Regions from separate parts of the Homo sapiens genome. Here regions 2 and 3 are each linked to region 1. Evidence: chromatin contacts called from ENCODE Hi-C or POLR2A ChIA-PET data. All regions are on one chromosome and are shown on one strand. The core of a region is the stretch at or near the end of the contact, and the rest is flanking DNA. Distances in the headings are between cores, read along the strand shown. Region 1 has its middle 38 kb from the start of LSM14A. Region 2 holds the start of SUNO1 (S-phase upregulated non-coding 1). Region 3 overlaps GARRE1 (granule associated Rac and RHOG effector 1).

Region 1 (3,001 bases), core at 168-2,667:
CCCCCAACCCTGTGCTCTCTGAAACATGTGCTGTGTCCACTCAGGGTTAAATGGATTAAGGGCGGTGCAAGATGTACTTTGTTAAACAGATGCTTGAAGGCAGCATGCTCGTTAAGAGTCATCACCATTCCCTAATCTCAAGTACCCAGGGACACACACACTCTGCCTAGGAAAACCAGAGACCTTTGTTCACTTGTTTATCTGCTGACCTTCCCTCCACTATTGTCCTATGACCCTGCCAAATCCCCCTCTGCGAGAAACACCCAAGAATGATCAATAAAAATAAATAAATAAAAAATAAATAAATAAATAAAAAAGAATATATTTTATTGGCTGGGCACGGTGGCTCGCACCTGTAATCTCAGCACTTTGGGAGGCTGAAGCGGGCGGATCACCTGAGGTCAGGAGTTCGAGACCAGCCTGGCCAACATGATGAAACCCCATCTCTGCTAAAAATACAAAATTATCTGGGAGTGGTGGCGTGCGCCTGTAATCCCAGCTACTTGGGAGGCTGAGGCAGGAGAATCGCTTGAACACGGGAGGCGGAGGTTGAGCCGAGATCGCGCCACTGCACTCCAGCCTAGGCAACAAGAGTGAAACTCTGTCTAAAAATATATTTTTTTAAATTTGTTTTGTATCAAGAAAAAAATACGAAAACATAACTTTATTGTAGCAATCTAATGCAGGTGTCTTTTAAAACTATCTTTTATTTCCAGATGGGACTTGGGAATTTCTTTGTTTTATTTTTTAAATACATTATCTTTCACAAACTCGGGGAGGAACAACTGTTTTTTAACCAAAAACTCCTCACCCAGGAACAAGCAAACTGCCTGAGAGCTGCATCTATTTTGCAATAGTGCCCCTGAAGCGCGCACGACGCCGCAGGGTAGGCGTCCCGCTCCTGACTGGACTCGTGGCACGGTCCTAAATTTGCAGAGGGACCCAGGGAGGATCAACCCACTCGACACTGGCAATGTCCCCACCTTCCCTAGCTGCAAACTGAAACCAGCAGCCGAGCCTCCCGCTCTAGAGGCGCGGCGAGGGGCGTGGCCGCGGCTGGGGTGGGGCTAGGGGCCGGGTCGTGCCCCCCGAAACTGGGCCGTGCCCCCCGCCCACCTCACTGCGCCTGCGCCCGAGGGCGCGGGGCAGGCTGGGAAGTAGCGTTAAGGTGGTGGTTGGGTGCTTTGCGGGTCACTTGTTGCGCTGCCCGCACGTTTGTCGCGGCTCCTGGATGCCTCTTTGGCCGCCTCGCCTGTTCCGGCTCTCTTATCTGCCCAGTCTTCCCGGCCCCTGCCCCGGACCCTCCTGCGCGCCCCTCCGGCTGCCTGTGTGCGACCCCAGCAACCGGCCCGGGGTCTCGCCGGCGCCGTCAGGTCATCGTCCACCCGGCTTGTTCTCAGCTTACCGAGAACGCCCCAGCCCCTGCGCTCCTCCTGTCTTACTTGTGTTGAGTCATTTAATCCGCTTTGCAATTGAGACATTGAAACGGAGACGCTCAGGAACGTGCTTCAGGTCACAGATCCAAGATGAGTTAGGGCCTGGAATTGAGTCGGGCTGCCTGCCACCATTCCACCTTGCATGTCACACCTGGACGAATACCCTGTGCTTCACCTAAATTCGCCTAAATTTTCACTATTTCTTTTTATTTTCTTTTCTTTTTTTTTTTTTTTCTTGATACAAGGTCTTGGTAGCCCAGGCTGGAGTATATTGGCGTGACCAGAGCTAGCTCACTGGAGCTTTGAACTCCTGGGGCTCAAGTGATTCTCCCGCCTCAGACTCCCAAATAGCTGAGGCTACAGGCGCAGGCCACTACACCCGGCTAATTATGACATTTTTGTAGAGGGGGCGGTCTCACTATGTTGCACAGGCTGGTCTCCAACTCCTGGGCTCAAAAGATCTCCCACCTCGGCCTCCAAAAGTGCTGGGATTACCGGCGTGAGCCACCGCATCCGGCCTGTTCACTATTTCTTTTTTCTTGACTTTCTTCTTTTTTTTTTTTTTTCGGAGGCAGAGTCTCACTCTGTCGCCCAAGCTGTAATGCAGTGGCGCAATCTCGGCACACTGCAACCTCTGCCTCCCGGATTCGAGTGATCGCCTCAGCTGGGATTACAGGTGCCTGCCACCACGCCTGGCTAATTTTTGTACTTTTAATAGAAACAGAGTTTTGCCATAATGGCCAGACTGGGCTTGAACTCCCGACCTCAAGTGATTCACCCTCCTCGGCCTCCGTAAGTGCTGGGATTACAGGTGTGAGCCACTGCGCCTGGCCTGTACACTATTTCTTAATCCCTGCCAGGGCGGTGTTATCTTTGCAGCTGAGAGTTCTAAGTGACTTGACAAAGGACACTAGCGCAACTTTAATAGCAAAGCCTGGGCCATTTCCACCACCACATGTGTGGCCTGTGTTCTTTCCCACACCTTTTAAAATTTTAAACAGCCTTATTGAAGTGCTGGTGTAAAGCCTGTACATATTTAAAGCATACAGTTTGCCTTTTACATATGTGTGTATACATCCCTGAAACCACCACCACAATCAAGAGAATGAACATAAAAGTTTCCTTCTGCTCATTTATAATCCTTCCTCCCAGTCACAGCCTACCGTATCAGTCCCTCAGATAACAGTGAATCTGCTTTTGGTCACCGTGGATTAGTTTGCGTCCTGTAGAATTATATGTTAAGGAATCATATACTATCTGCTTTTTCTCAGGGTAGAGGACAGTTACTGAGGCCAAGGGGTCACTTCATGATGAGCATAGAGGCCAATACTATGGCATGAGATTTTGAGAAAAGGAAAGCTTTATTGCCAGTTGACCAGCAAGGAGACAGGAGGCCAGATCAAGTCTATCTCCCCATGCTGGCCTTAAGGCAGTACATTTATTAGGAAGGTTTAGGGGATGAGTTAGGGATCAACAGGTAGAAAGAAAGGGGAGGTCTGGAAAGTCCTTGGGCATGCACAGTTGTCTCTTGATGGGTTGCATGTGCAAATCCAGGATGCGAGAGT
Region 2 (3,001 bases), core at 306-2,805, 230 kb before region 1:
ACCCCACCCTAATCTTTTTTTTTATTTTAGACAGAGTCTTGCTGTGTTGCCCAGGCTGGAGCGCAGTGGCGCAGTCTTGGCTCACTGCAACCTCCCAGGTTCAAGCAATTCTCCGGCCTCAGCCTCCCAGGTAGCTGGGATTACAGGCGACCACCACTAGGCCTGGCTAATTTTTGTATTTTTAATAGAGACGGGGTTTCACCACGTTGGCCAAGCTTGTCTTGAACTCCTGAATGCAGGCGACACCTCCTCCCCCGGCCCTCAGCTTCCCAAAGTGCTGGGATTATAGGCTTGAGCCACCTCGCCCAGCCCACCCCACCCTAATCTTATTATGTAAATGGGGTCTTTGCTTGGCCGGGGTTATGTTGCCTGCTCCTTGGTGTACACATGTCTGGCAAAGAGAAGGGAAGATTGAGCCGCCTTTTTGAACATGCCTAGTCCCAGGTAGCCTTTTCCTATTGGCACAGCTGCTGGCATTCACCCGTGCAAGCTTCTAGCTTGCTTGTCTATGTCTGCAGCTCGATTTTACAGGCTGCTCTTTGTTAGAAAAGAAAATGATTTGGGGGCTGCTTTCCATTAAAAGGAAAACCTTACCAAGGACTTCCTTACCCTCACTATCTGCCTAAATCATTTCTTCTTAACTCCCCTATCAGTGGGACAGAGCGGGCCAGCAGGAGATTTCATTGTGCTATTCAGAATGGCACGAAATTTAAAACTTACAAATTTTTTTTCTGTAATTTTCCATTTACTATTTTTAGACTGCGGTTGACTTGGGTAACTGAAATCAAAGCAAGACGGTGGGTAGGGGGGACCACTGTGGTTGATCTCAGTGGTCTAGACACCTTTTGGGACCCCTCAGAGCTCCATATATCAAACCTGAATCTGATCATTCATGGGGGTTCAGTGGGGCCCCAAGAGATGTCTAGACCACCTCATAGTTGATGCTGAGTTTTTTTATTTCAAGGCATATAATGTGGGGAAATGGAGTGATCTCTTTTTCTGATGTCAGCAGCCACTGCTAATCGTGCCTACATCCATTCATTCATCAGGGATGCAAAATAGTGATATTCTGTCTATTGATTCTTCCTCACTTAATAGCTGGAAATACTTTAGGAGAAATACCCATCTCAGATACCGTGTGGCCACCAAAGCCCAATTTTAACACAATTGTAACCAAGACAATGCTTTCTCTCCTTACAGTCCTCTGCAGGAGGTTGAGCGACTTTAAGCAAACCTTTTTTTTTTTTTTTTTGAGATAGAGTTTTGCTGCTGTAGCCCAGGCTGGAGTGCAATGGTGTGATGTCGGCTCACTACAACATCTGCCTCCAGCGTTCAAGCGATTCTCCTGCCTCAGCCTCCTATGTAGCTGGGATTACAGGCACGTGCCACTAAGCCCAGCTAATTTTTTGTATTTTTAGTAGAGACAGGGTTTCACCATGTTGGCCATGCTGGTCTTGAACACCTGACCTCAGGTCATCCGCCCACCTCGGCCTCCCAGAGTGCTGGGGTTACAGGCATGAGTCACTATTTATTTTCTAGCCAAGAACTGACTGGCAGAGGTGGGCCCGACAGCTGTGGGAAACACATTCTTGCCTGGTTCTCTCCCGGCCAGTCAGCTGAAGCAGAGGCCCTGCCTACCCAGAGATTTTCTCAAAGCAGCACGGCTCCAGGGCCTGCTCTAAAGGTCTGGCCTTTCTCTTTGAAAATGTTTTCTCCTGTAATTAAGGGATTTTCTAACTTGAGCAATAGATTAAAATTCATCAAAATTATATTTTCAGAAAGCCATAAACCTGAAGCTACTAAGGTCTGGCTCCAGGAAATCCTGAATCCAGGAAGGATGCTCAGCGGGACAGAATTGAAGACAATAGTTCATCATCTTTCCTTCCCAGGATCGAGAATATCCCAAGGAAATGCCAAGTAAAAAAGTAAAATCAGCGATTGATTTTGCGTTTGGAGAACTGACCACGTTTCTTGATCAAATGCCGATTGCAAGTCTGAGTCAAGGTTGAGCATATAAAGGAATCCTCCCGGGTACCTCCCCTTGGGGTCTTCACATGATGTGATTTTGAAAAACCAGACTCGGGCGATCAGAGACCTCACTGCGGAGGAAATGAAGGATGCCTCGCTTCCAATACCTGGCTCCCATGAACACTCCCTCGGGTCCCTGCTAGCGCCAGCCTGAGACAGAGAGCGCTTCCTGTCCTGCTGACTGCAGAAGTTAAACGGAATCTCCACTCCCGGATTGAGGAAAGAAAGGCGTCTTCCTGTTGATTTTCGCGAGGCTGCTGACCTTCGCGGCGCCCCGACTGGGCCCACCCCGCGGAGCTGTCGGGGCAGCAGGCGCCCAGGACTTCCTGAATCCCCGGCCCCTCTGGCCTAACCTAGATCTCCCAGGACTCAGGCCTGGGAAAATCACGGCGTCTGCCAGGCCCTCCTCGCAGGCTTTGCAGTTTGCTAACTCGCGGTGCGGCCTTGGGACAGTGCCTCAGTTTCCCCAAGTGTAGTGAAGTAGGGCTGGACCGTGATTCTCAGAATCACCCAAGAAGCTTTTCCAGCATCGCCTGCCAGGGTGTCCCTGGGGACCCACCGGATCGGAGAGGGGGTCGGGGGCGAAAAGCGCCAGGAGGCTGGCAGCCCGGGCTGGAACCCGGGACTCGGGCTCGCCCGCCTCGGCAGCTACTCCACGGTCTGCCTGGCCCCGGAGCTCGCCTTCGGCCTGGGCGGGGTCTTGCGCGTCTCCGGGCCGGTTCCGGGAGGCCGGGCGGGGCGGGGCGGGCCGGGCTGGGTTGTCCCACCGGAAAGACTCGTTTCAGCTGGAGCAGGCGGCGGCCGGGCGGAAACAGACTTGTCGCCCCCGCCTCGGGCACTCCCCGCTCCCCCACCCCACCACCCTCCCCCCCCGCCCTGCGCGGCCCGCCAGGGTCCGGGAATCGCTGGCCTGCAGCTGGGGCAGCCCCGGGTCACCCCCGCCCACGCCTTCCCCGCCCACAGGACGCGCCCC
Region 3 (3,001 bases), core at 334-2,833, 180 kb after region 1:
TGCTTTTCCAGTAGAAACTGTTTTTCATGGTAACCAAATAGCCCTAATGGATGAGAGAAAAATCTCCACTTTGCAGACTGTGATCAATTCGGTGACTCAACCAGTGGCCAACAGTGGAGGATGAAACCATTTGTTGGAAGGTTGCTGAGGAACCGCATTTGGGAGAATCAGGCCTTCCGCACCCAAATCTCATTGATCAGCCTTAGTGTCATGGAAATGGAGACAGGTCATCACGTCTCCTGATGTGCTGCAGCAAGAACCGCACAACACATCTAATATTAATAATATTCTACTTCTCCCTCTTTAAAAAAAAAAACAAACCCTGAAATAATCTAATCAAGCTTCTAAAATGAATCCAGTCTACAGGAAATGTGGGGTGTAGTGACGCAAGTTATGCAATACCACGAGAAGGCAACCAGACAAATTCACAATGTGGCATATCCTGTAATAAGTTGACCTGATTTGTTCAACAAGTCAGTAGCATTAAAAGAAATTACACAGAATGTACTGTTCTAGATTAAAAGAGTTAAGCAATATAACAACCAAATAAAATTACCTTTTTGGGGTTGAGGTTCAAACCAAATGTAAAACATAATTTTTAAAAGATAAGTTGGGAAGCTTGAACACATACTGAGTCTTGGTTGATTGGGATTTACTTCAAAAAAAGAAAAAAGATGGGGAAGGATAGATGGTAAAAGCATGGCAAAATGTTAATGGAATTGAAACTTTTAATTTTTTTGTAGAGACAGGATCTTGCTGTGTTGCCCAGGCTGTGAGCCCAGGTCTCAAACTCCTGGGCTCAAGTGATCCTCCCACCTCAGCCTCCCACAACACGGGGATTATAGGCTTGAACCACTGTGCCTGGCCATAGGATTGAAGTGTTTTGATGGGTACATGGGGGCTTGTTATGTTCTGCTTTTGTGTACGTTTGGACCTTTTCCAAGTTTGCAAAAAGTGAGAGAGAAATTCAGGAATGTATTAAAGACGTAATATATCAGAGTACCCAATAAATAACTCCATTTCATGGAGGGCTTTTCGCATGTGAAGTGGTCTTCTAACAGAAAGGGGAGCATTATTGAGTAGTTAGAAAACCCAAGGTGTAGGGATGAAGAGAAAAGCAGGTGTTCTTCAAAAAAAATGAAGAGAGTAAAAGTGAATCAAAGGAGAAAATGGGAACAGAGAAAAGACCGTCTCTGAAAGTGGGAGGCCAGCAGCAGGTGGGAGTCAAGGAAAGAATGAAATGTTGCTAATTTTGGGGACTAGTGATTGAATGGCAATGTTGCTGTCTTTTTAGAGAGTAGGATTTAAAATTTTGAGTTGCTGAAAAGGCTTGCGTGATGTGCTAGAAAAATTAGGTTTGGTGGGCAGATTAGAAGGAAACAAATAGGAGAGTTCATGGAATATAATTTCAGATAGAACTGGCTTTCCTGAATTAATTTTTTGGTTCTAGTCAGCTTAGGAGATCTCACAGGATTGGATAATGGCCTGTTCTGGCAGCCTCCCTCCTCTTTACAAACCAGGAACCTGAGCACCCATAAAACAGCATTTGCCTGAAGTCCTTCTGAGGCCAGCCCATGTATGGGTTATGTGTCCTATGTGTCTGCTGCCTCCCCACTGCCTCGGGCCAGTGCAGTCTAGTGCAGAGGGGCTTGTTGGCAGAGGCCATCCCCCTGTGAGAACAGGCTGTCTTGCCCCTCTGCTAATGGTGAAATGTCCAGAGCCAGGAAATCAGAAATAGCGTGATGTAGAGGCACCCCTGAGCACCCTTGCTCGCACTAGGGCCCCTCCTGAGTAGGCCCAGCCACCTGGCCTGCCTTCCTCTTCTCCCAGCTGAGCCACCCACCCTCCTCGATAAATACACATGAGCTAGCTGCAAGCATTGCACAGATGACAAGGACAATAAAAGCACTCCAGGACTGGTAGGCCAGATAAATAAATAGACTGGCACTAGGTGTGATGAGTGCTGTGATGCAGATGGAAAATAGCCTGAAGTCTGTTGATTCGGCAAAACTTTCAACTGCTCCTCTCCCCGCACCCAGCTCACTGTGCCAGGGCCAGCCCTCATACCAGAACCTCCTACCTAACTGAGAGCGCATCTGAGCAGGGGCAGGGCAGAGAGCCCAGTAGGCCCTGGGGAGAGTGAGGAGATACTGGTAGTTGCCTCTGAATATCCAATCTCTTTTTTCTTTTTTCCTTTCTTCTTTCTTTCTTTACCTTCTTTCTGCCCCCGCCCCCCCGCAAGACAGGGTTTCACTTTGTTGCCCAGGGTGGAGTGCAGTGGAACAATCACAGTTCACTGCAGCCTGAACTCCTGGGCTCAAGCAATCCTCCTGTCTCAGCTTCCCAACTATCTGGGTCTACAGGTGCATGCCACCACACCCAGCTAAACTGTATTTTTTTGTAGAGTTGGGGTTCCATTACATTGCCCAAGCTGCCATTTTTTCTTAGTAACAAACTCTCATTTTGTTTTCCATACTGTACCTGGAATAAGGACTACACCTCTTAGTTCCTTAAAGCTGGGAGTGGTCACTTGAATAAGATCTGGTTCATGACGGTGTAACTAGAAGTACTGCATGAGATTAGTGGGATATCTCCTTAAGGGGAAATTGGTGCTCCCTCCTCCTCCAATTTTCTACCGTCTCCAGTGCGTGCAGAATGACTGATGGCCATTTAACCATTTATAATCGTGAAGTCACCTAGAAATAGGAGCCTCGCATGAGTGTGCCGAGCAGAAAGCTAGGAAGTGGGCTCCTTGTGATGCCCTGGCGTCTCCATTCCAACCCTGGTCCATCTGCTCTGGATTTGTTTTACCTTAGAAAAAAATAAACATAATTTTTTTTTCTTTTCCCCCCTCTGAGATGTAGTTTCGCTCTTGTTGTCCAGGCTGGAGTACAGTGGTGCGATCTCGGCTCACTGCAACCTCTGCCTCCTGGGTTTAGGCGACTCTCCTGCCTCAGCCTCCCAAGTAGGTGGGATTACAGGCGTGTGCCACCACACCCAG

Evidence for each region. A loop is a pair of places that touch in the nucleus more often than their neighbours do. ChIA-PET counts read pairs that join two places held with the same protein, here RNA polymerase II (POLR2A). Pooled maps may share reads with other maps.
Region 2: POLR2A ChIA-PET joins it to region 1 with 12 read pairs in WTC11. The contact joins the promoter of SUNO1 here to the enhancer-like site in region 1. POLR2A ChIA-PET finds 5 or more read pairs at or near these places in 4 of 52 experiments (H1, HEK293 and WTC11).
Region 3: a loop to region 1 is called in a pooled map, with 3 times the contacts of the local background. The contact joins two enhancer-like sites. A Hi-C loop is called at or near these places in 3 of 50 pooled maps. POLR2A ChIA-PET finds 5 or more read pairs at or near these places in 3 of 52 experiments (activated T-cell, activated naive CD8-positive, alpha-beta T cell and naive thymus-derived CD8-positive, alpha-beta T cell).

The regions. Positions count from the first base shown.
Region 1 is chr19:34,133,419-34,136,419 of GRCh38, forward strand. No RefSeq gene overlaps it. Among named protein-coding and RNA genes, the nearest start is that of LSM14A, 38 kb to the right of the region's middle. RefSeq lists a silencer at 941-1,350 and an enhancer at 1,334-1,869. Within about 2 kb of position 1,418, at least 38 of the 41 ENCODE cell types and tissues checked have a DNase peak (open chromatin) inside an H3K27ac peak, as active enhancers do.
Region 2 is chr19:33,903,344-33,906,344 of GRCh38, forward strand. It overlaps SUNO1 (S-phase upregulated non-coding 1), which reads left to right and starts at 1,556. Exons shown (of 2, transcript NR_186328.1): 1 at 1,556-1,684; 2 at 1,779-3,001.
Region 3 is chr19:34,308,773-34,311,773 of GRCh38, forward strand. All of the region lies in intron 2 of GARRE1 (granule associated Rac and RHOG effector 1), which reads left to right. Among named protein-coding and RNA genes, the nearest start is that of GPI, 55 kb to the right of the region's middle. RefSeq lists an enhancer at 1,718-2,217. Within about 2 kb of position 1,584, at least 12 of the 41 ENCODE cell types and tissues checked have a DNase peak (open chromatin) inside an H3K27ac peak, as active enhancers do.